Linked DNA regions of Mus musculus: region 1 is linked to region 2. The links are chromatin loops, found by intact Hi-C in ENCODE. Cell type or tissue: left cerebral cortex. All regions are shown on one strand. Each heading gives the region's core, and the rest is flanking DNA. Links, peaks and the distances in the headings are about the cores only.

Region 1 (16,085 bases), core at 3,925-11,924, 600 kb after region 2:
TGCTTTCTATTCTAGAGGTTCTCTGAACTGATTTAATTTTTTTCATTCAATAGCATGTTCATTATTTTATCTCAATACTACTTTTGGTCCATTAATAATAATATTATTTAAATATGTGAAAGTGTTTCAAGTTTCAAAACAGGAAAAAGTGAAAACGATCAATAAGATAGCTGAAGTATATGTTTAGCAATTCACTAAATAATTATCTAATATTAGTACGATGCTAATTTAAAATAGAACTAGAAAAATCAATAAGATCTGAAAATATAAAGTTATAACTGAAATTATTTTTGTTTCTGTTTTATGCTACTTTTCTCTACAAATCAAAAACTTCTTGAGATTGAGTCATTCAGATTTGTCGCTGTGAAAGTTGTCCGTTTTAGATATGTAAGCCCATCATTCCATATTCCTTCTCTTCTTTGGTAAATCAGTTACTGTTGACTATTTTAAAGGACAAAATTAATAAAATCCCAAGTTTGCTGTAAATACCCTTAACAGATGTCTTGCATATATCAATTATGAACATTTCACTGACCTATTCTAAGACAAAGAACTTTCAATTTTAATACTGAATGTAGTAATAGATTTTGAAGCAATGAGTTGCAAATTTGAATGGAAATGTCGAGCCCTTTCTTGAGAGAAAAAAATAATAAAGTTCAAAGTACTGCTGAGATAAAAAATTCACAAATAAGAGGCTGCATTCATTGCATATATAACTATGAGGATTTTCCTTTTAAAAACTTAGAAAATATACTTTTAGAGTCGGGATTCTTCCATAAAATGAACTCTGTAACAATTAATGTTACAGGAATTTACTTGAGTTTATCAAGTAAAATAATTGAACTTAAGATAAAAAGTATTAAGAGGCATGACAAATAACTTCCTAAGAATAAACAGATTTAGGATCTACATGTGAGGAAAAAATCTACAGTGTAGGTGATATATGGAGAATAGAAACGAAGTATTTTGAAATTCATGTGCAAATAACAGCAATGAAGGAATGATAGTTCAGCTCATTCAATATGATCTTAGAGGAATATATTACTGAAAGAATTACTATCACATAGAGCTAAAGTAACTAAATTTCTAAGACAAAAAACAAAAACAAAAAACCACCAGTTCACGTTCACAAAACCAATATTCTGTGTGTGTTGTAAGTTTAAATTTTCTTTGCACACTGGATCATAATTTTTTTAAAAAATTAGCATGAATTGATTTTAATTATAAGAAGAATGAATCAAAACCCGAGAGATTCCTTATATTTCAAGGGCATTGGATCTGACAATTACACTTTAAATAATTATTATTAAACTTATGGATATTTTTAACTTAAATGAAATAGTTCAGAAATAGGTTTATTGAGGGAAGGTAATCCATCTAGCACGATTGTCCCCCACACTGTATCTGTTTAACCTTTTGATTCTTCTTCAACATGTCCTAAGGACACACTATTCTGTTATTGCAAAAGAACATGGTGGATAATTAAGAAAGTTAAATACATATACAGGAATCCCATTAAAAATTTCTAGTCTTCAAATTTACTGTAAATATTTTTATATCTTATATATAATCCCAGACCTAAAATAGAATTGGTTTTAAACAGTTATATCAAGTTTTTTTTTTTCCTAGACTTAATGAGAATTAGTAATTTACTCCTCCCCGATTTTGTCATATAGCTTAATATAGCCTTTTAAACAGGCAACAAGCTCAAACTTTACTTAGAGTTTACATATGTAACAATGGGTTGAACTACTCAAGAAGAACTCAATGTTGATAAAGTTTATTTCCAAATGTATAAATATAGACAAAATTAAGTGATTATTTTTCCAGTTGTTTAAAAATCACTATAAAAGAAATGTTTATTCATAAAATAAGAAACATGAAGCAGAGGGGCCATACACAGGATGTGAATGGTCCTGCCTCTCTTTCCCCATCCCCACAGAATCTAGATTTCCAGATGATTTGGCTCTGATTTTTCATGTTAGTGGTCATGACTTTATTGGGCTTTATGAACTCAAAAGAGTGATTTTAAATGTACTTTTTCCCACAATAATGTTCTAAGTCTACTATCTGAGTATGACCATAGTTACCAGTAGATACGACGATAGCCCAGTTCAGGATCTAGCAGGAATGCTTCCTGCACAGGAGAATATACTGTGATTGCAGTAGATTAAGAGCCATGGCAAAAATCACTTGGAAAGCGCTTATATTCTGGGTCACGCAACACTTAGTCTTTGAAAAAAAATAATAAAAGCCTTCTTCACTTTAGATACAAAGTTCAGAGAACTCGTTACACTATCTACAACTTTTAAAATATTCATACTCAACAATAGAAAATAATATTGACATTTAAGGCTTTCTTGGAGCAATCAAAGTCACCTTTAAAAGCTGTATAAATATCTAAACACTAACTAGGCTGCTATTTCTATGCTACTCTTTACTCTAATATTATCAACCAGTGGCCTCATTCCTCTTGTTTTATTTTATATTTTAATTATACCTCTCCATGCTTTTGAAATCAATTTCATGGAAAGAATGACTATAAAACCAGTTATTATAACAGTTCAGGACTGGAACTACTAAATATTTTTTTCACCAATTTGATATCAATTCTTTTATTAAAAAAACCCACTAATAACTTTTAAATAAACATTCTGCAAATAAGGAATGTAGCACTTTTTTTTTTTTTTTTTTTTTTTTTTTTTTTTTTGCTATGAGAAACAAAACGTTCCTATCTTTTCCAATTGGTTTTGTCTCTAAATTGCACTGTATGTCTCTTAATACATGAGTCTCTAAAGTGACTCATGTATTAAGTTTCTACACAGAGTAGAAGTTGTATCTTTTTCATAAATGACCAAATGGCAGGGCGTCAGATCTATCACATATATCTACAGAAAAACTTCCTCAAAGACAGAGGTAGAACCACACAATCCCTCAAAGAAAATCCTTCCGGGTCCTTGGACATTAAAGAGAATTTTAGAAGGAACAATAAAATACAGTCTGTCGTAAAGTATTATATAGGTTGAACTCTACTTATATTAGAAAAATATAGATGCAAATACAGAAGCATATATGATTGCAATCTAGATATTCATTCCTATTAACATACAAAATATCTGCCTGTACGTATACCTGTAAATATAACTAAGCTACATTTTAAGTAGAGTGTCACACAATAAAATATAGATGAAAAGCATTTCCATACATAAAAATTATTCGTGACAAATATAAGATGAAATTAAAAATTTAATTAAAATACTGCTAAAATGTGAAACTATCATTTGAAGTAAACCTTGGATCTCCGTCATTTCTGATGAGGTTTCTATTTCAAAATATATTTGTAATCATTTCTGCTTATGTCTAATATGAATTTTACATGGATATCACAGTATTCACACACACACACACATATTGCTGAAACTTTTAAAAAGGAATCCACATACCCTTTAAAGTTCACAATTTGTATGTGTGCATTTTTTAACAATTGGAACTGAAAGCCATATCTAATCAGAATTTATACCAGACAAATCCAACAGGAAGTTGATAAGAAAGAAAGTAAGGGTACAAGGTTTCAACTTTTGCTTCACCATCAGTGACTGACAAAGCATTATTATCTTTAAAGACAGCGTAATGGCAAGAAGGCAGAAATTACAGCTTTTCCCCAATCTCTCAATCTCGTTAATGTGTTTATAGAAAATTAATTCGCTTGATATATTTTTTAAGTCTAAGCTCAATTGCTACCTTCTTACAGTGCTTGGAGAAAATTATGTAATATGGCTAAGTTGGGCGAAAGCTAATATGAAGAACTAGACTGAAAATGTAAGTAAATGGATAAAATGAAAAGAAATAAATTCTATACATCAAACTTGATGATTCCCCAGTTCCAACGATCGTCATGAGCTTTAATTTAGAAAGCAAATGTTTGCTTTAATTTTAGAGGCTGTTTAACTTATATCCACGTATGATTGTTGTGATTTCCAAATAAAACTTTAAAATTAATAACTAAGCTATTTCCCTTTTCTTTCAATGCAGCTCATAGCATTACTTTTATGTGTCATAGTACAAGCTAATATGTATTTTATGCATACTATGTGTATGTTCACATATGTGACATACTGTGCATTAATTAATCCACTGCCTCTCCCGCAAACCTGAAGCTAATTATATGAAGATGGTACTAAGCCATGACTTTTCAAAAACTTTTGAAATATCATCTATTTCCAAAATCATTGTGATTCAATTTTATCATTAATAGTGCAGATACAAATGGACACAACTGCATCTGGTTTTCTTAGATGATAATCATGATAATTATAGCAATCATATAAGAACACTTTATCCTATTTAATGAGATGAACAATTGTGTTATTAGCTGTCTTTTAAATTTCCAGTCAAAGTTATTGTATTTAAATCTGTAGTTAACAGATTTAGTAATGATAAAAAATTAAACTTTCAGCGTCTTTCTCTGAAGGGCTTATGTTCTTTGCTTTGGGAGGGACTTAATTTTGAGATAGTTTGTTTGGAAATATATATATTTATTTTATCCATGTGGTGTGAGTCAAGATAAGACTAGATTCTTGACAAAGCTAGCTACACTATTAACTGAGTTCCAAGCCCTCTTGATATTGTGTGAATCTACCAGAAATAGTCTCGGGGATGCACAGTTAGGGTTTATTCAATTATCTCATGAATTAGATGCAATCACATGTATTTAAGACACACACGAATAATGGAAAGCACATTTAACTCAAATGATTGCATGTAGTAATTTTCTGAAGGTGTTTTGCCTATCTTTGTGTTCTTTAAAATATGTAATGTAAAGCTGTAACCTTTTGATTACTATATTATGATTCTAAAATAAGATTTAATTGGTATGCTTCAGACTACTTAGACATAATACTGTACCACACTGTAATATACAGAGATACACTGACTCTGAAGACACTGGACGTGGTGGAGTTGACTAAACACAAGACCCAGCCTTGAGTGCAGTGGCTCTTGACTTCGCTTAAGTCTTTCTGCTGTGTCTGTAAAATGGGCAATGCGTTTTTATCACCTCTATAGTTATTTTCTCAGGAGCATTACTTGGGCTAAAGTTGTAAGATATATGTTGGGTATATTGTCCTTGTTAACATAATTGTGGATGTAAAGTCAGTTAAACAGGTATTTTGACAAGCACTTGCCTTGCTATTTGAAGACTTACTTGGTGTGGACAGACCACACATGTTTCTTTCTTTTTTTTTCTATAATTCTAGAGAAAGAATAACATTAATTTAGTATAATCACTACAAAGCTACAAAGTTCTGTTAACTTTTCAACTATTTTAGGAAAAACATGTACCTCCCTATTGAAGTTTACAAAACAAAAACTTATTTGTATTAAGCCTGATAATATAATATTTATTTGCTTTGAGGTACAAGTTTACACACACACACACACACACACACACACACACACACACACACACCCTATATCTTTAAACATTACTCATGACCTATATCTTTAAACATTACTCATGCCATGAGAAAAAGTGCATTGTTTTTAATGGAGTTATTATTTGTCATAATCTATCACCTTGGAAGTGCCTTGTACCTTCATATGAATGAATTCAATTGAACTTCAATTTATAAAATATCTTTAGAAATGTTTCCTGAAAGTTAGAAAAAAAAATAACAGCTCACAGAACTGGATTTTTTTAATCCATATATTTTAGTCGTATTTTGGTGGCTTTACCATTGTTTCAAAGATCATAGAAAATTCCGTGTTCCTGATAAAGTAACTCCATATACATTTTTCCTCCCAGCAACGTGATTTAATCGGGATAAATGGGTGTTAGATTTGTTCTAGGGCCCTTTTCCATTGCTCCATCTGCTGGATGTGTCTACATCTTCTGCAGCAAGTGGGAACCTCTCAAACTAACATGAATTAATTCAGCAGGTGGCTTCCAAAGGCTCAAGAATGTGGATTGTTAAACTTAAAATTACTTTTACATTTGGAGCGGGTGGGGGGCGGGGTTGTCCGTAGGAGTTCCTGCTTTACTGAAAGAAAAAAGAAAGTGGGGAAACAGAATATAATCTTAGGGGAGATATTCCTCACAGTAGGCGAAGTACTACAGACAAGAGATAGGTTCCTCTGCAGATTTGAACACTCACTCCACCAAACTGATTTCTCTGAACGGTCCTAAAGCCTCCCCTAACCCAGAAATGAAAATCACATGCAAAATAACTTTTTAAAGCATTTTAAAAACATGACAGCGAGGAAACATAGCATCACAAACGGTAATCAAGACTCTCAACAGGATTAGCCAAGTGACTGGGTGCCATTCTCTTACTGACCCCATGGCGTCTATGCAGGCAGCTCTTGGGTCGCATGCTTGGACAAGGCAGCCCCAGTTTTCCGTCTTCTCCCAGTCACAGACAGGACAACAAGCAGCTGCTGCCAGGAGCCAAACCGCTTTTCCTTCCGCCACCGCTACTGCTGCTTCCAAACCGCGGTTGCCGCTACTGCAAAGAAAGGGTTACTCCTCCTCCCCGGGAGTCAAGCTCCTGCAAACTTCCCCTGGTTTACACGTAGGATTTCCTGCAAACTTGTAAGCCCTTTTCCTACAGAAGGGCCCAGGAGACCTTTAACAAGCCTTCCAGGCAAGAGCATCACAATCAACATCACCACCAGAAGGTAAGAGCTGCGATTCTATCCGAAAGGCAGTCTTCATTCAGATGGCAAGAACCGCTTGCAACATAAACTGCCCCCACTCGGTTCATATCAGCAAATTTACCAGCGTGAGCAGTCTCCGCTGCCACCAGCTAGTGTGAAGGTGGAGGTAAAGTTTGACGAACGGTGACCACCCCTGGCAGAGAAAGCATCTAGACAGCTACCTACACACGCGGGCTGGGTGAGAGTAGATTCCTGTAGGAAAAGTGTCACGTACCTTTTTCTGGTTGCCAGGGTGCTAGCCCAGGACCCCGAGAGTCTGCGATCTGTTGGGGCGAGCGTCCAGCCCTGGTCGTGGGGCTCCTTCCCAGGTTGACCGGAGACGCTGCTGCCGCTGCGCCCGGGCACCGGGCCGAGCAGCCTGCGACTCGCCAAGGGCGCCGGGCACTGCCAGTCACTTGGCCCAGAGAAGTTGGGCAGAGCCTCTGTGGCGAGCCTCGGCCACCCGGGAGAGCAACACGTTTAGTTTGAACTTTCCAGCTCCAGTCCCAGCGAATACACACTCACGCACACACACGCGCGCGCCGAGAGCCTGTCACAGGCGAGCGGACTGGCACCGGTGGCTCTCTGGCCGCGTCTTTCTCTCTCCCTCGCTCTTATTGGCGCGGAGGTTATTGTTTTATTTATTTATTTCCTCCTCTTGGCTCCATCCCCCCGCCCCGCATCTCCCGCCCTGCCTTCGCCCCCTCCCTCTCCTCCCCACTAAGTGTCTCTGAGCCCAGCGGTGGCTGTCGCTCCAGCTGCGGCGATGAGGGCTTGCTGGCAGGTCCTCCCCCCTTGTGCAGGCGCGGGGACCCAGGCGCCCTGGGAGGGCGGGGCACCAGGAGGGAGAGGACACCCAGGGGGCTCTGCTTGCTGTGGAGGAGGCGCCCAGTGTCAGTGGAGGTGAGGGGACTTCTCTTCGGATTCCCCGGGACAGTCCTGATGGAGCTCCACTGGCGAAAAGGGAGAAGCTGGTGATCGCTGCGCAGAGACTCTCAGCCCTGGTGGTGGATGCGCCTGAACAGCTACTGCCTCTGTGAGTGCAGATGCACCGGCTCCAGCAAGGAGCAGGAGACCGGGCTCATTCACCAGTGGCTGGGCTGCTATCCTCCTCCAGGGCGTCCCCAGACCCCAGCGGGTTGCTCCTGTTACCCAGCGGGCTTTTAGCCTCAGGCAATAGGAGTGTGGTCATTTTTTGTAAATGGTGGTTCAAGTGTATGTAGTTAGGCTTCTACACTTCCTTGCCTGTCTCTTCTCTTACTCGGGAAAGGTGCCTTCCACTCTCAGGTGCAGCACCCATCCTTGGGATGGCCTAACCCTTCAGCGTCCGGGCTCAGCCTGGGACTCCAACATTCCATTCCAAAGGGTCCCACAAGATTTGATCCGGAGTGCAATATCTTTGGGGCTATCTTTGGCCTCCAAACTGAGCTCTTAAATGGCAATTGACCGCAGGTGCCATGGTCTTTCAGTCACAGCCTAACCTTTTCCAAACCTGCAGAAGAGATGACCTTAAAGCCAGCTGCCCTCCCCCATTCCTCCACAATCTGATAGCTGTTCTCCACCAAGAAACCCATTTGGGCTCAAGGAAATCCTGCCGTTCGCCAGGAATACTCCACTGCCCAGCGGCTTTTCCACCGTAAATCTCTGCCAGGGATCCCCAAAAGAGGAGGGAGGAGGAATCAAAATGAAATAAATCTAGACCGCATCATGATAAATAAGCAGCGGATAAACTATGCACCATCCCAAAGGATGCGATGCAAATTCTGCCTCCTGGCTTTGGAAGCAGGATTCCTTTCCTCAGCGTTTTGCCCTCGGAAGCGCCAACAATGTTTTATGAATTCTCTTTTTGTAAAAGCACTCGTTTAATACTGGAGTGCTTACAAGGATCTTTTATTATATGTATATATTGTCCCGGTGTGTTCATTTGTTTTATATTATACCCAATTATTTCTCCCAACTTTATGAAATTTTCTGGTTTGATATTTACTCATTGTCGTTTTCAATATTTACCAAGAAATTCCCTATTAATATACAAATACCCCTTAAGGAATTGGTATATTTTTCCACTTTACATTCTCATTGACATCCCAAGTAAGCCCCCCAGAGGTCAGTTGAGGAACAGGTGAGGACTGACATGGGGGACAGAAAATAGTGCGTCTTCTTTCTGCAGATTACAATTGCTCACTTTCAAAATGTGCAGTTATCATTTGCAAAGAATAGTGACAACGTCTGAACTTCCAGGCCTTAGGAAACACCAGATAACAGGGCGAAGGGGCCACAGATATTTAAGTCCTTTCTAGTACATGGTTGGGCACAGATATCAGCAAAGAAAAGCCACGCAGTACATCACTGCTCCTGAGTGATGAACACAACACGAATGTTAGTCACTTCGGAGAGCATGTCTTCCCGTGACACAGTGATTTCTTTACGCGAAATTAGCATGGACCATATATTATTTTAAGCCCAAAAGATTGGAAGAGCATACATGTGCTATGCCTTCAACAGACAAACAGATGCTAGTATGTTAGAGGGCTCTCTAACACTAGCAGTTTGAAGTTTACATGCAGATTCATATAAACACATATAGCGCCTCTCTGGAGCTCATCCTAATCCCATATCCATATCTTCTGCACTGCATCTGAATGGTATTTTTTTTCCCTATGTGAGTTTGGTCTTTCATAACATTTGTTTCAGTGTGCTTCTATTTAGCTTTATCCAAAGGGGCAGATGTTTACTGGGACTTAAATTACACACAATGATGCTATAATAAGCTCAAAAACAAATTTGACATTGAAAATGATGTTAATTAGGAAACAAATAAAAAGTAATTGTTTTGTTATCTTGAAAAAGTGATTGAACACTATCCATGGATATTAGCACTGAGTTTGGTGGTACACACCTGTAACCTCAGCACTGAAGAGGGTAGAGGCTCACAAGTTCTGGACTAGCATGGACTACATATAGAAAAGACATTCAAAAGAGCCTCCCAATAGACACTTTCATTGTGTCTATAACTGTATTCACAATCTAATTCAAATGCATTTAAATGTGTGAACTACCATTACAAATACATTAAGGATATATTTTATTCATTAAGGGTTACTGAATTTATTAATTACCACATAGATATTGGAGAATACCTTAATATATTAACAGGGTATTTTAGGAAACTCCAAAATAAACTCTTGGAAAAGAGTATACAGCTGCATAACTTCATCAACTTGCTTAATATTCAATATATATATATATGTTCCCTCTTTTTATTTAATCTTTATTCTTTTTACACTCCAGATTTTATTCCTCTCCCGGTCCATCTTCCAACTGTTCCACATTCCATACCTCTTCCCAGCCCTCTGTCTCCAAATAATATCGCCACCTCCCACTCCGACCCCATCAGATCTCCACACTCCCTGTGGCCTCTGGTGTCTTGAGGGTTTGGTGCATCTTGTCTGACTAAACCCAGACCTGGCAGTCTCTCTGCTGTATATGTATTGGGGGCCTCATATCAACTAGTGTATGCTGTCTGTTTGGTGGTCCATTGTCTGAGATTTTTAGGAGTCCAGGTTAATTGAGACTGCTGGTGCTCCTACAGCCCCCACCTCCCCCTCAGCTTCTTCCAGCTTTTCCTAATTCAACCACAGGGGTCAGCAGCTTTTGTCCATTGACTGGGTGCAAATATCTGCATCTGATTCTTTCAGCTGCTTGTTGGGTCTTTCAGAGGGCAATCATCTAGGTCCCTTTTTGTGAGTGCTCCATAGCCTCAGTAATAATGCCAGGCTGTGGGGTCTCTCTTTGAGCTGGATACCATTTTGGGCCTGACACTGGACCTTCTTTTCCTCAGGGTCCTCTCCGTTTCCATCCCTGCAGTTCTTTTAGACTGAAAAAATTTTGGCTCAGAGTTTTGACTGTGGTATGGCAACCCCATCCCTCACTTGATGCCATGTCTTTCTGCAGGAGGTAGGGTCTACAAGTTCCCTCTCCCTACTGTCAGGCATTTCATCTAAGATCCCTCCTTTTGAATCCTGAATGTCTCTCAGCCCCAGGTCTCTGGTACAATCTGGAAGGTCCCCCCAATGTCCTATCTCCTGAGGTTGCCTTCTTTCTGTTGGCCTTCAGGGCTTCAGTTCTCCCCCCCCCCCACACCCAATACCAGATCTGGTTCCCCTCCCTGCCCCTCTCTCTTTTCCTTCCCAGGTCCCTCTCCTCTCCCCATTTGATTGCTTTCTTTTCCCTTCCAAGTGGGACTGAGACTTCCCCACTTGGGCCCTTCAGGTTCTTGACCTTCTTGAGTTCTGTGGACTGTATCTTGGGGATTCTGTAGTTTTATTTTTGGGGGTAATATACACTTATTAGCTTATTTTCTTGACAAATAAAATACAAAGCAATAGAAAAGATAAAGGGAGGGCACAGAAGCTCAGTAAGAGGAAAGTAAGTTTGTATGAGATAGAGGTGGCTTGTTAAGAAGCAGGAAATATGGAGAAACAGAGGTGACTGGATGCATCCTGTCTGCTGAGTACACGCACGTGCACAGAATATGTTATATCATTAAAAAACTTTAAGCATTGGTACGTGTATATATGAAATGCCCAGTTTAGGGAGTTTGTCTAAAGGTTTGTACAAGTTGCATCCACATTGATAACATGAAATCAGACAATAGTGAAACCAGGCAATTCAAAGCCAGAAATCCTCTTCTCCTGTACTTTAAATATGAGATTCCATGAGTCATAATTTCACTTGTTTCAAAAGTACCTTTTTTTTTTTACAATTCTAAATGTACCATCATATTTCCAGAATCGCTAATTCTTAAAGAATGACCCATTTCTCTGTGAGTAGGTGTATTCACATCGTCAACATCTAGCTTTACTGACGGTGTATGTAATTATCTAGTTTATACATGTGGGAACTAGGGGTCATGTATAAAGGGAAGTGTGTTGACTACTGTGCTGGACACAGCAATTTTCTGTTCTTTGACGCTAAGTCTGAATCTTTACCTGATTTAAAAATCACTATTTAAATTATTTTCAAACATAACCTTCATATTTAACGTGTTTTATTTTCTCAATTTCTTCAACAATTTTATTTTCTTATAAAGTAGTCTGCTACAATGTATCCTTTTCACATCCTTGCATATTATGTAGCAAGGAGTCTCTTCACCACTCCTGTGAGAGGTGAGAACAGTTTCATCCTGCTGTAGTCACTACCACACCAGACTTGTTTATATTATTATTATTATCATTACCATTTTATTCCTAAGCTTTATTAAGTCTTGAAAGATGTTGAGGCACATAACAAAGAGGTTTTCAAAAGTTTCTTTTACCCTATTTCAAGGGAGTCCTAAAGATGGGCAATAGTCTTGCTCTTAAGCTCAATGTTAGAGAGGCAATTCAAAAGTTAATTTTCCAGATGGATCTATTCATGTTTGAAAAGAGAAATCTGTATGTCAAATGTGGCTTTTCTTAATATTGTGGACATAAGCTCCTGAATAAAACCCTCCACAGATTTCCTGCTGTTTGTATGCTCACACTCATCAGTGTCTTCCTTTCTTCCATTTTGACACACTGGGCTTATTTGATTCTATATTAAAATTTATTTATCTTGGACAGTAATAACTGCTAATCCATCGATTTAGATTACATCCATTTCCTTCATCTAGCTACCCAGAGTAGCTCTTTATCATCTTCAAAGTCTCCCAGGCACATTGTTTGGTGGGCTTGACAGCAAGCAGCTCCTTGCTTGATTCTGAATCATCCCTATTCTCATGAGCATATTTTTTCAACAGAGAACAGAACATCTTGTAAGTGCATGCAATTGAGGTATATAAGGGACACTTTTTCTATAGCATTAGAAATTAAATGCCATGGGCATTATTCTAAAGGCTGTAGTGAGTTCAGCTCTAATAGAGTACCTGAAGACACACGAGTTGCCCAAAAGTGATTAGTTCTAGGAGAAATATGAATCAAAGCAATTTATTAAGGAGCATAGAATAGAGAGTAGATATTAAATGATTATATAATGATATAATTAATAAACTACATTGTTTTTAATAAATTTATACTTTTTCATTATTATAAATAGCCCTGTCGTTTTAAACTGATCTTATTGTTTCTATAAAAACAACACACATTCCTTATTAAAACGTTAAATTTATGCTTAGCATATGTTTTGAGAATTAGAAATCATAAAAATTAAAAATTCACAGCATGTTGAACATTCTAAAGAACAAAGTCTTTATTCATCATTAATTTAAAACTGTTTTGGTTTCTTAAAGTAAAAATGTTCATCTACATTCTAAATTAATTATTAATTACTTAGTTTAAAGTTAATAATGTCAGGCACATTTTACTATTATATATTATACTATTATTTATCATTAAAAATGAAAATTAGTTTAAATCAAATCAGTGTATAACATACATAAACTTTCATAGATAGTATTCCATTACTATAATATTAGTAATATGATACTAGTTTACATAGCACTTTTAATTTCAGAAACATCTATGAAAGTGATAGCATTGACTATGTAGAAAGTTATAGAATAGAAAGAATCAGGATGAACATTTTAAAATCCAGACCCCTACTCCCTTTTATTGAAAACTGATTCTTTTATCATACAATAAATCCTGATCATATTTCCCTCCTTCTTCTAAGCCTACCAATTTGTTCCAACCTTCCATCCCTTCTGAATCCACTGCTTTTATGTCTTTGAGTGGAAAATAACAGACTTCTAAGAAACAACAAGGAAATATGACAAAATAAAATATACTAAGATACGGGAAAATCATCATTTCAAGTTTGGACAAGGCAGCATAACAGAAGGAAAAGATCCCATGAGTCAGAGACCCACTCATTCACACATTCAGAGATCCTAACCTGTGGTACCAAACTGAAAGCTATAGTATATTTGCAGGGCACCAGTATGCAGTGCCAACCCATGTAGCCTCTTGCTTGCTTCTTCAGGCTCTCTGATTCATATGGACCTTGCTTAGTTCATTGAGAGGGCCTTGTTAAAGGTCAGAAACTTTTATGAGAGTTAATAGAGAGGCACAGGTATATTGATGTCAAATTGAAAAAGGGTGGATTTCAAATGCATTCAAATAGACAGTAGAAATGCTCTTTCATGGAGAAGAGCAGTGTGTTTTCAATGGCCACTGTCTTTTGCTGGTGTTTGAAAAATCCTACTTAGTGTAGTGGGGGAAAAATGACCTTAAAAAGGGATTAAAAACTACCATTTCAAAATACTTTGAGATAGCCTGATTTCTAAAGCTTAGAGGGTCAGGATTATCTTTATCTCTGATACCTTAAAAGCTTGTGTTTTCAATATAATTTATGAAGTAAATTCATTAGTATTAATACACAAGAAGATGGCTATATTAATTTAAAAAATAACTTAATTTCAACTTTCTCATTCGTTCCAGAAAATGTCATGTAGCATTTAAATGATTTATATTTTGGAAATATTTTTCAAACATCATTCCTTCCTCAGGTCTGGTTGATAATTTACTTAGCTATAAATGAAACCAGTTTCAAATGTTCTCTCTTGTTAATCAAAGGGCTCAAATAAACTAAGGTTATCTATATCAAGAGTTGCACAATGTGTTTCCAAAAGAAAAATTAATCCCACAACGTTGAGATAAACTTTGAAATATTGCTTTGATATTTATTTCTACTAAACTTACTTTAATACTAAAGTATTGATCTGTGAAAGACATATGAGAGAAACCTGACCAATTAGCACAAATATATCAAAGTGGTCCTGATTTCACACATCCAGACACAGTTTTCTTTTTAATGCTGAACTATTTCTTGAAATCCTTCAAAGAAACAGAGCATATAAAATTTGTGAGTAAAGAGAAGCAAGTACATGTACATTGTTATTTTGTTCGATGCCCTCCATAAGATGCTCTCGCTGCTATAGTAAAACCACCATAATCTATATAACAGATGTTCATTTTCTATAACTCAGTAGCTTTGGAAGTGCAAGACCAAAATGGCACCAGATCAGATCTCAAATTAAGGCCATTCTCTCATAGATAGCATCCTCTCATTTAGTTCCCAAAAAGTTGAAACTCTGTGGACTCCCTTTATGAAAGAACAAAATGCATTCCAGTAGACCTAGCCCTTACCTTATAGGATTATAGAATTTGGAAAGAAATTTCCATGTAAGCTGGTGAGGATTTTGTGAAAACTTGGATCATAATATATACAGAGAAAACAACTAATGCAGTTATCTGGGACGAGGGCTTATGTGAATGGGTATGAGTTTGGTAAGGTTATCTCTCAAAATGGCTGAGTGGAAAGACACCCAAGTTAAATAATTTTCAAGCTGAGATAAAGTATATAGAAAAAAATTATTATTTTAACATTTTTACAGTTTAGCACAATCAAAATAAAATGTAGACTATGGAATATAGCTATATTCTTGGGCAATTACTGTATACTTCCCTGTCTAGACATTTCTCATATTTCCAAGCAAAAGTTTTCTTTTCATTTATGAATGATAGTCCATGACTCTTATGGACCAGTTCATAACCAGGAGCACTTAATTATCATGGGTAACCCACATCGGTGCATTTGTGATGCATTTGCTATTTTATGTATGGCTTATTTCACTTAGCGTGATGTTGTCCAGGATCAGCCATGTGACAGTGTATGATACGAAGATGATTTTGTTAAATGCTGAAACAAATTCCTTGTTTGTAAACAATAACGTTTGCCTGTCCATATGTCCACTTACAGGCATCTAGGTTGTTCTAGTCTAGTGGCCCTTGTGGATAATATCAACACAAATATACTATAGAATTATCTATTAAATTCCTCCGTTGTATATTTTGATAGGATTCTAAAACAGGAATCCAAATTACAGTACTTTGATAATTCTGTTTAGTTTTTAAAGAATCAACAGACAGCTACATATCAGCTTACATTTCCACCAGAGTGAGTAAGAACTTCAGTTATGCCATAGAAGTGAAATGTAATCTCAGTTTGATTACGGTTAGAATTTTCCAAATTATTATTAAAGTTAAGAATGTTTTGGGCTTATTGGCTATTTATGCCTTAAAAAAAAACAACAATCAAAGTCTTTGAATTTTTAGTTGGGTGTTGATTTTTGTTCTTGAAACGTCGAGATACGTTCTACATTCTAGATCCTACCAAATAAATAATATGACATCTTTCTCTTGTTTGATGGTTGCTGTTTGTTTTGCATCAATTTACTTTGGCAATGAAAAAATTAAGAATTATGTGACATTCATTTTTTGTGTAGAATTTTGTGAAGATTCTCTTTCAGTACAACAATTAAAAAACAAGTTGAACATATGTAAAAATTTTAATAAGTAAGCCAGTATCATTAGTTTTAAGTTCATGTGTGAACTTTAAAATGTTAAAATTCA
Region 2 (16,085 bases), core at 5,300-13,299:
AGAAAATATCATCATTATCTTATAATAAAGGAATCAACTTACTTTTAAATGCTTATTTATCTGAAAATTACAGTTTTATAATGCTCTTTACTGACAATTCACAAAAGGCCAAGAGAGAATGATTTAGATTCGCTATAATTTGAAGTGTATATTTCAAACATTAAAGGGGAATGAAAAAAGCTTCATAGATGTTGGTTTCAAACCATCCAAATGTGCAATAAGTCAAAAGCATGCACTCTCTATCTAGATGAGAGGTTAGGTACCTATCTGTGCTCAGATTGAGTTCAGATCTAAAGTCTATTGTTCACTTTGAGTTTCAGAGAGGAAATGTGGAGCCCCGTGCATGCAGCTGAGGATTGAAATAGAAGAAACAGAGTAATTGCAATTGCTTATGTGCTTTAAGTTGAAACACATCAAGGAAGGCTTTTCCACCTTAAAAATCAAACCTCAAATTAAAAGAATACTCGTTCCCATGTGAATTTCCTTTTCTAAACACAGCTTATTCTGTTGAGGTAGGTTCTTTATTTTGTGTCTTTTTAAAGTTACTGTTTACCATCCTGAAGAGCTTTTTTGTCTTTTGCTGCCCAGTCTTAATGAATTTTGTCTCTGGAGTAGAAAGTAGCCATCCTGAAGAATTATACATCCCTTAAGGAGGTAGCTTCAAATCACAGGAAATGCCACAGAGGGGGACTTTTTGTATCTGCGCCACACTTGTTCCTGGAATGTTTTAGACGCCATGGTTCACTGGCACTGTGTATGTCTCACTTTGTAGTGATACAGTTGGCATCAAAATCCCATTTGGACATGCAGAGATTCATTTATATGATTTACTCTGCGCTCACAGTCTGTATTTTGTTTTCTACTGTGGGCTACTGACACAAGGGAAAAAGATGGATAGTAGGGCTCACAGAAATATAGACACTATAAAGTCAGAGAGAAAAAGAGACAAAGGGGGACAGGCAGAGAAAGGGGTGGAAAACAAAGATAGATATAAGGCTACGGCCTGTTCATAAAGAGTGGCTGCACACTTTGCCAACCTTATGGAGTGACAAATTCTCATTTAAATATTTTTCCCTTGTTGGCTTAATAGATTGTTTACAACTTAAATGTTGCAATTTTTCTAAAATATGTTTCATTATTTAATTGATGTTTAACCATTAAATTATGGCATATATATCACTTATATTAAATTTAAAGAGAAGGTACTTAAGTTATCATGGTTTGTGTAGTTTTGTATGTGTGAAAATTATCTATTATAATTATTGACTATATAATATTATGTGTAAATTTATTGGAAAAAATGATTTTGTCCATTTCTATGAATGTACTAACAAGTCAGACAACCTATTTTAATTGTGAAGAAAAGCATTTGTAAAATGGTAGAATTGGAGGCCCACAATAAACCAGTGGCCACCCCATTGAATATATTATTTCAAGTAGGATATATTTATTCACAGTGAAATAGTAGAATATAGGCTTGAATTTCAATGTAATCAGTTTGTCTGCAGCTTTTGGCTGATCAAACAGTCTACATCCAATATTTCTCGACCTAAGAAACTAGGGATCATTTGTGATTTAACTTTTTAATGTTTGCGTATTATTTTAAGACTAACAAGGAGTGGGGGTGGGTGGCTATGGGGAACTTTTGGTATAGCATTGGAAATGTAAATGAGCTAAATACCTAATAAAAAATGGAAAAAAAAAGACTAACAAGATTGCAAATGACCAGAAAGCAGCTCCTGAAAAAGAGATCAAATTCATACCCAATGTACAAAACAGACTTGCTATGAGAGTCCTTTCTTTGCTGTTACAAAGATGTATCAGCAATCCCCAAATTTCCAAAATTTTCTCTTGATGCAGCATGATGGACAATGAATTCTCATTGGAATATTTTTCCTTTCTTTGCTTGGCGTAATGGAGAGTGTACAAGTTAAACTGTATACTGGAGGCTGAGTGGGCATTGGTTCCTCTGACTGTAATTTATAATCCTGTGCTTCACGTTTCCCCTCAAGTTCTTATGACCTGTGTATTACAAGCCATGTTATTAATGTTGCAAACTTTATTTTTGAAATGCAAGTGTTTGGGCTATATGATACTGCAGGAGACACTTAATATTACGAGTGCTCTTAATGATCTTAAGACATTGTGTGTAGTTTAGAAAGTGGGTTTTGTTGTTGTTGTTGTTGTTGTTGTCGTTGTTGTCATTGTTTTTCGTTTTCTGTACAATTGACCTTAGTATCCAGATCTTATTCTGAGGAAGTTTTAGGTCTATGAAGACTACATTTTCTTACTCCTAGAACTATCCATGTTTTAAAGGTGTTTGTAGTTCAAACATGTTGATGTTACATACAATTTCTTACTTCAAAAAATGAGGTAACACATCTGCAAAAGGATCAAACATGTCAAATCCCTTCAAATAACATCTAGTACTGAAATAATCAAGTAGCATTCAATAGTTTTTATTGAACACTATATAAGGTCCATGTTAAATGAAATTATTAAAACAGTGCTAATTAAACTCTTCTTCACTAATTATTATAATATTCAAACTAATTTAGATTCCCAATTACAATACTAATTGCATTTATAGTTACTTCTACTCAAAACAATTTAATCAATTCAGTAATAATTTGAGAAATAGCGAATGTTATACCTTAAAAAGGCATTAAAATAGAAATACAATTATTACTTTTTGAGAAGAAAAAGGAACATTTACTGATCATACATTTCCCCAAAGGAAGCAATTTGCATTGCTTAATACATTGTAAAAATAATATTTCCCATGCCATTGTAATAATGATTTGCAAATGCTGCCTGTAAAGTATAAAAATAAAGAACCCTGTAAGAGTACCAAGTACATTTTGCATCTTTTCATCATAAGCTCTGCTTGTCTCAAGTAAATTAAAATTCTCTTACAATCGCAAATCAGTTTAGATGCTTCATTTCTTATTTGATTCAATGAAGAATGCCTGGCTTCTCTGCAGCCCCATAATTTGTTTGACGAGGACTTTGCATAATAAATGAAAAAGAGTTTATTACTTGCGATTTATTCAGTAGAGGGACTATTCCACTTAAATAATGTAATTAAAGGTGAGAAGGGAGCAATTTTCTGCAAGCTCTTTACGGGGGCTCTCTCAATAAGAGATTTAAATCATGAAATGGCTCCACAGTAACTATTTGGACGTTTATCACTCATTTTATTAGAGTATTCTTTCTTTCAGCAATCACCAGGACTTTATCCAAGATATTTCTTATGTTTACTACACACTCAAAGGAAGGCCTTTGGATACGAAAGTAATTCTATTTGTAGAAAGGAAAGGATTGTTCAGAAAGTTAAGAGCAATATTCATTGTTGGACTATTTCTTTATGGCATGCTTGTACTAGAATACTTTGGTAAGAACATTAGAATGATGGCAATGATTGACTGTCATCTCATGGGAGTTTATAGAAATCAGTGAAGACATTGTAATGAATATTTGAGAATATGTAGGTTACGGTGTCAAAAATATATTAGAAACAGACTGCCAGATTTTGTAACACTTTAGCTTTAAATTGAATGAATGGTGTTGAGTGGAGAGTCAGATGTTCACATAATTTACATTAATAGAAACAATGAATAACAAAAATCATGATGACAAGGAACTTTAAAATGGCAGAACCCGGATTTGTTTTTTTTTTTTTTTTCTTTTCTGGTAGTTTTGTTTTGCAAGCCTTTTAGAGTAATAAAGTACACAAAGCTATCGGATGAGTGAACAGTCTAAGATGCACCCAGATGCCCATGGCTGATTAAAGGCAAGTTTGCTTTGATCATGTGTCTGTGCTTTTCAGTATTTTGTCGGAACAACAGGCAGCATGGCTTGACCAGAAGAGAAACATAAAAAGCTCAGCACACACTGTACAAGATGATATTTCCTGAGTGGCTGTTTTGATATTTCATGTACAGTCATTATTTGTCCTAAGAATATTTGATTTTCTGCCAGCCAAAGGTATAGTTAATGGAATAGAAATCAAAGGCTTAAAATGCTAGTTTTTAAAAAGAACTTCAGAGTCAAGTAGAACAACAGACTGTGGCATAGGATTTGTAACAGTTTAAAATTCGAAGTTCTAAGCAAGTCTGGGTCCTGGTACATGCATGCCATTGTGTGGCTGTGTTGTTCTTCTTTATACACAAGACTAATTGAGGGCACGCAATTCATCTTAGACACAACTTTTAAGTTCAAATTAAAAAAAAGGAAAGACTTTTTAAAAGTCACAGAGAATCATTAGGAGTTCACTTCTTTTTTTTTCTCAATTTATTAAGCTTTTTAAAAATCATTATGAATTATGAGATCAGAAGAAAATATTAAGGCCAGAAGAGATGGCAAACGATTGCTCCGTATGGTACCAACAGCTATAGTTCATATACTTCCACAGAAGAAAAAGAAGAATTTAAAAGTATTGCTATTTTTACCATGAGTTACAAGGTATATTCCAGACAATAGTATGTAATATTCTTGTTTGTAAGGAAATAAGAACTTCCATTTTTTAGATGGCCTAGTCGGCCATCACTGGAAAGAGAGGCCCATTGGACTTGCAAACTTTATATGCCCCTGTACAGGGGAATGCCAGGGCCAAAAAGGGGGAGTGGGTGGGTAGGGGATTGGGGGGGTGGGTATGGGGGACCTTTGGGATAGCATTGAAAATGTAAACGAGGAAAATTCCTAATTAAAAAAAAGAACTTCCATTTTACACTTCTTTGATTTGTACACGTGTAATTTACATTAAAATCTCAGCTAGGTATGCTATAAATCATGAACTTGGTCTTGTGTGATGCTTTTTTTTTTTATAACTCTAGCCCCCAGTAGGCTGAAGCTGACTTTTTCTAGTTAATACTATCTTGGGCTTCAAAGACATCCCTTGGCTCAGTGAGAGAAAACAAGTAACCAAGAGGATAACTTGGGGTTTTGTGTTGTATTACCCAATATATCTTAAGATTTCGTATCTATCATTTGATTCTTTTAGAATACTAAATATTTAAGTGTAACATATTACACCATGATTCAGGCTGAGGTGATTTAAATAACAAAACTCTTAGGCAGATTGTGTAATTTAAATCATATTAAAACTAAATCCTTGAAATAGCATGCATCATTTTAAAAATACATCTACAGCTATTATCTCATCACTGGGCTGTTTGGTCATAGGATTAATGTTATTACAAAAGTGATTCATGACAGCTGCAGAAAATCAATCATTTGGTGATCCTGTTACCTGAACAATATCTGCATATGGCAGAATATAAGTTAGAAGAACATCATCTACAAAAACAAAAAATCAAACAACAACAACAACAACAACAAAACGACCATGTTCATTCTGTCATTTTATACAATGTATGTCAGGGTACCTATCTACCATGTGTATCTACAAAGATCATAATTTCCACAGTCAGATATTTTCAAATTCTTACTTTTATAGTTATGTGTGTGGGTAAACACATGTGTGAATATAGGTCCTCAAAGTGTCCGGAAGAGGATATCCCACTGAAGATATAACATGCAGTTCTGAACCACTCATCATGGGTGCTGGGAACTAAACTGTGCTCACTGATGGAACACTTTTCACTTTTCGCTGCTGAGCCATCACTCTGGCCTTCAGATATTTCTATTTCCTGACCATACGAAAGAAAAAGGGTGAAACATGATATAAAGAAAATTCCACTTGCCAAGTCCACATGACTCTAGCATTGTGGTGCACAGTGACTCTTCAATGATCTTGGAAAACAAGAAGGGGAATGAGGTCCCTAGTCACTGGGTTCAAAGAACTCAAGATGTGTGTTTTGGCTGTCCCTTGTTTCTATAGGGGCAAATAGCAATGGGCAAAGGAGATACTCTTCAAATTTTCTAGTACCTTGTATTCACAGCATACAAATTTAAGACAATTTGAAGGAAATAATAATAATAATAATCCTGGCTGTCTTTCTGTTTAGAAAAACAACACGCAGAAATTATACAGCTCCACAGTAGCATGCATGACTACACTTTTATTTTAAACTTATTCTTCTCTCAGACTGTACATCCCAACTGCAGTCTCCACTCTCTTACTCTTTCCAATACCCTGACCACAAACTCACCGTCCTCCATTTTCCTTCAGAAAAGGGCAGGCCTTCAGGGGTATTAACAACATAACACCTCACGTCACATCAAGGCTGAAGGAGGCAAGCCAACAGAAGGACAAAGGGTCCCAAAATAGGCAAAAGTGTCAGAGACACACCTCTTGCTCCACAAGAAGACCAAGCTACACAACCATGTGGAGAGGACCCGGTGCAGACCCATGGAGGTTCTGTGATCTTTGCCTCATTATTTGGGAGCCCCCAAGGCCCCTAGCATGTCTATTTTAAGTGCTATTTCCAGTCTTCTAAAACACAGATCATGCATATACTACATCTATTTTATAGTTTTGAAAATGAGGCTGAGTTTGTAACAGTAACAATGTGTAAAGTGCTTTCAACTGCTAAGTGCCCAGAGTTCCTATGACAGCTCCTGTGACATTTTTGTGCCCAATTGACTTTTGATCATAAACAAACCATTATCACATATAGCTAATAAAGTCTCAGCCACTTTAATTTATGGGGTTTTCTAATATAAGAAACGGCTCTGAGCATCCACCCTAAAACAAATGGTGACATCAATTTTTGCTAATTCCTTAGATTTACAAAGAAACAACAGGGGGTGCATGGGAAACCTTAGGGTGATTTATTAATCCAGGTGCACACTTTACAGAGAAGCAGAGTCAGGCAAAATTGGGGAAGAAAAAGACTTCTTTTGTGACATTAAATGCACAGTGATGCAAGAAAATAGGAGAGAGAAAGAGATATTAAGATAAACTATGCACATTTTTGGAGGCCTTTGGACAACATTGACATAAACTTTTCACAACAAATTTTTTCTTATTTAGTTTTTATTCAGAATCATAAACTTAACTTTGCAATCTAGTTTCACAATAACATTTGCAGAGGTCTTTATCATCCATTTTACTGGTTACTGGAGCAACAGTGTACTCTTTTTAATCATGGCCCAACTAAAAACAAAATTTTAAAATATTTAAAACATATATTTTTATCAGAAGCTATTTAATATATGTTATTTATATTAGCAGCTAGATAGTGGACAATGTGGTCCTAAAATAGCATTTGTTATATTTATTCTTTTGTCTCTGTGGTTGAGTATATGTGTGTATATATGTGTTTGTGTGTATATTTTTTGATAAAATTTGTATGACAAAAGGAGATAAAATGTAGGCTTAATTTTATTTCTTTACCCTACTATTTCTGCTTATGAGATTACTTTTTCTAACTTTGTTTTTTTATTGCTATATTATGCCATTGTAGACAGATCATCATAGTCAGAAAAATTTTACCTAGTGAATGTCAATGCCCTTTTCATCTGAAAATGTAACACTCCACAACAAAGAAACTGGCTACAACCTTGTTCTAAAGGTGAGCTCTTTGGAGGATTCAGCCTGCCAATCCCATGGAATCAGATAGACTCTCCAGTTTACAAAATGCAAAAAGGAAACTGGCTACAACCTTGTTCTAAAAGCAAAGTCTTTGGGAGATTCAGCCTGCCAATCATAAGGAATCAGATAGACGCTCCAGCTTACAAAATGTACATCAGACCTGAAGACATCTGCAGTTCCAGCTGAAACCTAGCGAATGGAATATCTAAGTGAGCACAAAATAGGTTTCATTATTTCAGCCTTCCTTTCCCCCATCACTACAAATAAATATCAGTCAGCTTTGTAAGTATCAAAGCAACATTGTTAGAAACAACGATACCTACTATAACTATGTAATCTCATTATTTAACCTATCATAGATTGCTACTTTATATCTGGAAAATCCCATGAAGTCTCTATGATGTGCTACATTTACTCTGTAGAACTTTTAAGCTAGCATCATGCCCCTCATGAAGCACACCACATTTGTTTTGGTAAATAACGTATTTACATTAAAATATAATGTCTTTTATTTGTATCTACTTTCAGCAAACACAGCTTTCCTGCCTTAGCAGGAGACTTTCAGTCAGCAATGCTACTACTACTACTACTACTACTACTACTACTACTACCACCACCACCACCACTACCAACATAGTTTTCCTTATTGCCCATGTTAGGTGTTACTGCTTATTATCTGCTGAAGGACAAGTAAGGTAACTCTGAAAATTTTAGGTATTTATAAATGTTAGACATCTATATTTTCTGAAATAGTGTATTCTACTGATGAGGTTAAGCAATGAGATATTTTGGAAACCCTGCCACATCTATAACACAATTCTTAAAATTGCATTCAAATCAGATACAAATATGTTGTTAAAGCCACTGTCTTCTCTAAAACCTTTTTTAAAAAAAATTCTGTCAATATTACGCATTAAATTAAATCATTAAGGAGAACTGAATCTTATGTCTGATATCTTAAACTGTCAATAGTTTTGCCTATATTTAAGAGCAGTAAGTTTTACCTTATAAATCACATATCAAAAATTTGGTATTTGCTAAGCTTTTACATTCCATACATACTAAGCATAGAGAAAATCCCATTGTTGTTTTGCTTCGATTTTTTTAATTTAAAAAACAAAGAAACCAAAACTTCCAGAAAGAAACAGAGGAGAATCTTTGAAGACTGAGCTACAATTAATCAGATTTTGTATAATGTGGGTTTGCTTGTGGGCTGGGTATGTCCAATGGTATAGTGGGGCTGAAAACGCATTCAGCACAAAGTTTTTATCCCAGATATTGCATACAAAACCAAGATAAACCTCTGCTTTCTAGAGACAATTTGAAATCTATTAACAATCACTGTGTCTAACTTAATAAGTGTAGTGGCTATTCCTGGTTGTCAACTTGACTATATTAGGAATGAACTACAATCCAGGCTGGGAGGTAGAAGTTTCTGACCTGGATCTTGGTATGGAGGTTTTGAGGCACAGTGGCTATGGATTCCAGAAGATTAAGACAGTGAGATCTCTGAGTTCAAGGTCATCTGGGATTAAAGGTGTGGTGGCACACACCTTTAATCTGGGGTACACCTTCTGCTGGAGACAATATAAGGACATTGGAAGAAGGGAGTTCTCTCTCTCTCTCTCTCTCTCTCTCTCTCTCTCTCTCTCTCTCTCTCTCATTTGCCTGCTTGTGGTGTCCATTGTTGGGAACTGGACTGCAGACTGTAAGTCATCAATAAATTCCTTTACTATATAGAGACTATCCATACGTTCTGTGACTCTAGAGAACTCTGACTAATACAATAAGTAAGAAAGAAACAGCAGGAAGGATGCAAAATAAAGGCTTGCCCTGTATTTTCTATTGCATTTACCCTGAAGTTTTCCTCTTGGTACCTTGGTACTGCTTGGCTCTCCATTGAGCCTGTCTGTTGAGGGAGCTTCCTCTTCTACACATACTACAAATGTACCTGGAGTAGAGAGGTAGTACCAAAAGGAATTCCTCAGGAAGAGTAAAGCAGATTGGGGGATTTTTCTGCTAAAGCTGTGTGTTTACAGGGATATCTGCAAAGCATATTTGATGGTTTTGTGCTGTGACAGCACCATCTCAGAATAAAGAACTGTGATAGGGTACTGTCCTTGGTCATTTTTGGAATTCATGTTTGGAGCGTGGTTTCAAAGACATTTAGGAGCAAAGTAAGAAAAGACAACTCCTGTAGTATATTGGTCAGTCCTCACACACAGTAATAATTCTGTCTCTGGATCTTGTCAACTTTGGCAAGAAAGAATACTAAAGGTGTGAATCTCATTTCTTATTTATATTGGCTTGAAAATATTGACCAAATAACAGTCAGTGGTCAGGTAAACAAAAATGTCTGTGAATTCATATCCAAGCTGCCTAGCCTCCTCTGACTGGGAATGGAACTCCTAACATTTCAAATTTATGAATTTATATTTTATAATTTTATGCATGGCATGAGTCATGATTTAAGAGCTATAAGCAATAAAGCTATAAGCATCACTGCCAAATTTAAAATAATACCATAATCTCACCAAATGCATACAATTTAAAGAATTTTACAAGACATTTTGATGTGAAAATTAGCAGTAATTATCTGCAACACCATAATCTCACCAAATGGTGGCATATGTACCATGTTTCTCCACACAGAGACTGTGAGTTTCAGTTTTAGGAAGCAGCTGCTTGCTCGTTAGAATATTTCTTCACAGCCACACAATCAAATATTAAAGGAGTATCAGACTAATAAATGTTTGAACTACTCTGAAATTTCAACATCAAAATCTACCTGTCTTAATTTAAATGTTCTTGACTTGCAGTTATCCTTGTTTGAATTTTAAAACACTTTTACTTATTTTTTTTTCTGGAACAGAATATCTTCAGCATTAGGAAGAACACAATTATAGTCTTTTTGGCATCGTAATGAGCTTGAAAAATTAATATTTTTCACTTTGTATCATAATGACATTTATAGCTTCCATTATTTAATGATCATTCATCAAACATTTCCTGAATACTTATAATGTGTTATGCAGCAATGGCAATAAAACTGTGAATGTGACAAACACCACCACTAGAAAGTCGACTGGCAGAGTGATGTCAAGTTTGATAAGTAAGAGAATTTACAAGGAATGCTCTTTTGAAGCATCCTAGTCAGGCTCTGAAGGATGTTAGAAATGCCTTTGCTTAACTGCTTGGCTTTGCTTGCAACCCAGAATATTACGTCTGCCCTGGCCCTCAAAGTTTCAAGTCCACCAAGGTGCGGTGGTCTATTTCCACATGAGGTTTTCACTCTTCTGTTTCACATGTACTCTTCTACACTTGGTTAAGTTAGTTATGAAATTATATAACCTGACAGGTTCTCTTAGTCACTCTTGACACAGTAATGTCTCATGTTCACACTTCTATTCATACCTAAGGTGAACTCCCAGAGCAAGCGCGGTCGACTCGCCTCACAGAGAAGAAACTGAGAAAGTTAATGATGTACCAAAGATCAAAGACTTCAGAAAGCAGCAGCATCACTACTAAAGTTCCTTCAAATGTTTTTTATTTACAAAATACTATTATATTATACCCTAAACAAAATAAGCTTTGGAAATGCAAATGTATAGGAAAATGGATATATATATATATATATATATATATATATATATATATATATGAGATAAGGTATAACATACCAAAAAAATTGACTATCAAAGAATGCAATAGACTCTTTTTGTTCAATTCAATGTGGCATTTGAAGCACTATGTTCTTATAACAGGAATGGAAGAGCTGTTTACATTTGAATTTACTTCAAATAATCTTTCTATTATGCTACAAAAGTGATATTCCACTGAGGAGTTTTTTGTTTGTTTTGTTTTGTTTTTTATTAGGTTCAGGGATGTGGCATACTGTCCCACTAGTAATTTGTCTCTTTTGAAATTGTTGTAGCTAAGGTAGTCAATTTAGAGTCCAGTGGTTGAGGCAGCCTGGTTGTTTATTCTACCCCTTCCATAATTGAACTACCTTCCCTGTTTTGTTTCTAATAATAACCAGCTGCCTAGTATGGGAACTACAACAGTTTGGGAGGTCAAGATCCATCAAAGCCTGATGTTTAAATAAGCCGGTCCCCTTGTGTCAGTACTGGGTAGTAATGGAAGCCTGGTAGGAAAGTCCTCAGGTCAGTTTGGGGAAGGGCCTATCATCTACTTTACTATTTTTGGTTGTCTATCCATGGAGTATGGGTTTGATTTGTGACATCCTTTCACCTTAGGGTACTACCTCATCCTTCCCGAAGCACCACTAACAATCAGTCAGTAACTTCTAAACCAATGAAGCAAAATTAGTCTATTTTTTCTTATGAGGTTAGTGTTTTATCATAGTTATGGAAAGTAAGTGTAGAATCTATTGTCTGGTGAAGTGGTTTAAAGTGTCCATTAGCCACTGTCAGTGATGAGAATTACAATATGGTATGGCTATAATAATGGGTTTTGGAACTGCAGATTTGGGTTTGGGCAGGTTATCTAATGCCTTGATTTGGGCATTTGCCTTGGAACTTCTTGCACTGTTTACCCAGGATTCCATACTGTCCTATAAGTTAAAGTACTTTCTTTGAAAGCCATAGAGTTCTACAGCACACAGAGAACAGTCAGTAAATGGCAGCTAAAGGACTCCTAGAACTTTTGGCCTCCCTATAAAGATCTGCTTCTCTCAAGAAGGTGCACAGATCTGAAAGTTACTGAGGGACAGTAGGCCCTTCTCTGTGCTCAACTGTATTGGTCATATGCTTTAGCTTCAAATAGGCCCATTCTTACTTAGTGTTGTCTTCTGGGGCTTCCAGTTGGTTCCCATTATGTATTGTGGATAGCCCTGGGGCTAATTATGTTTGATGTTAATTCCGTTCTCCTGTGAGTGGTTGAGAACAAGGACTGAGTCAGCATTCAGGTGATTTCCAGTAAACCTGCTTCCCACTTTAACTTGTAAAATAAAGGAGAGCTGATGATTGGGCAGATAAAAGGGAAGGTGGAGAAGAAGGTGAGAGAGAGAGAAAGGAGAAAATGGAAGAGGGAGAGGACTCAGAGGAGGAGGAAAAAGAAGAAAAGCAGAGCAGAAGCACATGACCTGGAAAAAACACAAGTTCTAAGGGGTCTCATAAGCTATGGAAGATGGTAGTGTAGCGGTAAATCTGCCCAATCTAGGTGCACAGCATATATTCATATTAACTGTGCTGTGTTTTCATTGCCGGGGTATATTTGGGAGGAGATTTACTGCACCAAGTATGTTTTGATATTCTTAGTTCCAATCATCTTTTCTAAAGCAATCATTCTCTTTCTGTGTTTTGTTTGTGTTACATGGTGTGTGTATGTATGTGTGTGTTTGTGTGTGTGTGTCTGTATGTATATCTGTCTGTCTGTCCTTCTGACTACATAGATGTGTATAGTTGTGTACAGATGTGTTGGTCAGAAATTGAAATCAAGGGTCTTCTTCAGTAACTTTTAAATTTTATTTTGGCTACGGGGTGCTCTTAAATGGTTATTTGCTTTTGATTTGTATGTATGCAGGTGTGTATGTGTACACGTATGAGGAAAACATGAGGCCAGAAGAGGGCATCAGGTCTCTTGTGGTTACAGTTACATGTGGTGAACCACTCAGTCTGAGTGCTGAGAACTGCATTGAAGTCCTTTGCATGAGCAGCGAGCATTTTGGGAAACAGGCATTTCTCCTGACCCAAGGCAAAGTGTTTCTCTAACCCTTGAGTTCACTGGCTGGCTAAAGTCTTTGGACAGCAATCCCTAGGCTCTTACTACCGCTGGCCTCTCCTCCTACTTCCTGCAGCCTCTATCCCCAGTGATAAAATTAAAGAAATATTACAAATGCCCAATGCTGTCTCTGCTTTTTATTTGGTGCGGGATCTCTGCTCCTCATAGTTAGCATTTTACTGACTGAGTCATCTCTCCAGCCCTTCTAAGTTTTCTGAACATGGTGTAATAAGGAGGCAATGCTCACAGTATTCCATGTGTCTCTGATATTGACAGAAGGGCTTATTAACAGGAGTATATCCTTCTACACTTTGATTTAAATGTCAGTCCATAATTGCAGCTACTCAGAAGTAGACGTAGAAGCACTATAACCTGGAGGCCAGTGTGATCAAACTGTAAGAACCATTTAGAAGTTTAAAAAGTAAAATGAAGCGAAAGGGGCTGACAATATAGCCTAGTGTTTGATCATTTGCTAACTTTTTGTTATTTATTTTTTATTGGCTATTTTTTCTATTTACGTTTCAAATGTTGTCCCCTTTCCTGGTCACCCTTTCACACACATCCCCATCCCACCCCCCCCCCATTTACCTCTTAAACAAAGCCATGATATTTACTCTTAATAATAATAGTAAAAAAATAAATAAAAATTTTGTACATTGTCAATGGCCTCTGGAAACCTTGGCTTAATCCATCATGAAGAGCTTTAACAATGAACCAGCAATGCCAATTGCAGCAAGAGCTCTTTTGAGAAAGACTTAGAAGGGACAATGCCAGTTTACAGGGCTGACTCAACAAATTCAATCTGTGAGCCTCAGACTAAGACATGATGAATTTAATTGCATGCACTCACACACACACACACACACACACACAAGTCATAGCACAGTTTACTGCTCTGATAGTAACTAACCATCTTTTAACTCTTCTGTAGTTTTGCATATTCAAAGTCTCAAAGCTATCAAGTTTCTCATGACTTCCCTTGGCTCTGTCATTTCGCATTTTCTGAGATAAAAGTTGGTGTCCAGTTGTTATCCTTACCTATATTAGAATGTAAAGATTTTTTTTCTTGTTTTTGATTTAAGTTATCCTTAAAATAACCAGTGCCATACTTACTTCTTTATATTGTAAATAAATGAATAAATAAATAAATAAAAATTAATATATTCTGTGCCCTTCCCATTATACTGCTGACTTTTTCTTCCTTGGTAGGAGGGTTTATTATGACTCAGGTTTTAAGAAAATGCCTGAGCAAAACCAAGCCAAACCAACCAACCAAATAAACAAAAAACCAAGTGACACTGCAGCAATGTTTTATAAAAAACAATTTCTTTTTAATGTAGCTTGAAAATGGCTATGGCATACACAGTTTGGAGGTATCCTTAGTTTTGTCTTTTGACAAATTTTTGTGAGCTGACTAGAAAGCCATAAAGAGCATTTTTCCCTGTGAAGCTGTGGTCTCTGTCTCTAAATCATTCTGTATGTCAAGATAAGCTTATCTATATATCACAAAACGTCTCTGAAATACAGCTAATTCAGAGGAAGAATGCTGTCTTAATGCATTATGCTGTAATTAATCACACACAGTGTAGAGAGCTAAAGATTCTTTCAGAAAACAACAAAAGAGAAAAATAAAGGGGTTAGGGTACAGTAATAAATTAGTACTCTGAAGGAGTTGGGAGTCTTCACTTCTCTGACGTTGCTTAATCTAGAAGCCTGGAGGATACTGCTGTAATCACTAAAGGAATTTTATTCTTCCTGCTAGAGCCATTTCTCCCGGCAAAACAATTAGGTGATTAAAGAGGTTTACACAGTGCATCGCTGTGGTCTAATAAGGATTTGCACTTGACATTACCAGTAAATGAAATTCACAAGGGAAAATCTGACTCATATGGGCTTTTATACACGGGCAAAACAATCAGTCTATCAGAGTGGAGGAGGGGCATGGCGAGGCTCTTGCTACCAGACGTTGAGGGTTGAGAAACAAAATGGACCAAATGATGATTTTTTTTCAACTTTCTTTTCTTTCTTTGTTTCTTCCTTTGTTTCTTTCTCTTTCTTTCCCTTTTCTTTTTTATGTGAGGTGTGTGTGTGTTTTCTACAACAGTAGTTTGCAAAACACATACATTATTATTGAAAAAAAAAACTAAAAAAGGGAGAAAGGAATAAACCAAAAGAAAGAAAGAAAAATAAAAGAAAATCTGAGAATAAAATGGCATCAACCTGCTTTCCAGAACCCTTTCTTATATCCGTATGAAAAAAATATATATATCTGCCACTTAAGAGAATGGTATGCACTTAAGATGATGGGGCTTAACTGATATTCTATATCTTAAAACTGTATAAATGGTAGCTAACTGGAAATGCAAATCTACATATAAGGCGCAGTATTCAACTTAACTCTTGCAGACATTGTTTCAAGAAAGCTTCTCATATTCTAGTACATTACATCTAGTCTACATTAACTTTATCTTTTCTTTTGTACTGTAATCCTAGATGTGTTTATAAACAATAATCTATCTTTATGTTTTCAGTTGTATTTTTGAGTTAATGAATGGCCTGATGATGTTTAATTAAACCAACGAAAATTGATTTTGTGGTTACTAAAGGCAAGCTTTCACGTGTGTATAACTGATGGATTGATGCCTGTCCCTTAGTTCTTACCTTCTTTCTCACTTCTAAACACTTCTCTTATTAAACAGGTAAAATTTCACATGTATTCCCCACAGCATTGCCTTAGACAAGATAAACTGTGAACTTTCCCACATTATTCTCATTCCTCAGCACATTTCTTATTACTTAGTGTGCCATTTGTGTTCAGAGTTACTTTCAAATTGCTATATCAGAC

Evidence for each region. Peaks named below come from ENCODE experiments on the same cell type or tissue, not always from the same donor. Only the 100,000 strongest peaks of a DNase experiment are listed, where the experiment ranks them.
Region 1: a loop joins it to region 2, with 5 times the contacts of the local background. A loop is called at or near these places in 5 of 42 quality-filtered maps.

The regions. Positions count from the first base shown.
Region 1 is chr8:50,908,937-50,925,021 of GRCm38, forward strand. It overlaps 1700019L22Rik (a long non-coding RNA gene), which reads right to left and starts at 8,497. Exons shown (of 7, transcript XR_003947392.1): 1 at 6,929-8,497. In left cerebral cortex, for the core only: CTCF peaks have their summits at 5,866 (motif pointing left), 6,463, 7,699 and 8,811; DNase peaks (open chromatin) are centred at 5,946, 6,482, 6,766, 7,101 and 2 more places; H3K4me3 peaks cover 2,329 bases.
Region 2 is chr8:50,306,701-50,322,785 of GRCm38, forward strand. All of the region lies in intron 5 of 1700019L22Rik (a long non-coding RNA gene), which reads right to left. Among named protein-coding and RNA genes, the nearest start is that of Gm2516, 53 kb to the right of the region's middle. In left cerebral cortex, for the core only: a CTCF peak has its summit at 10,110; a DNase peak (open chromatin) is centred at 10,138.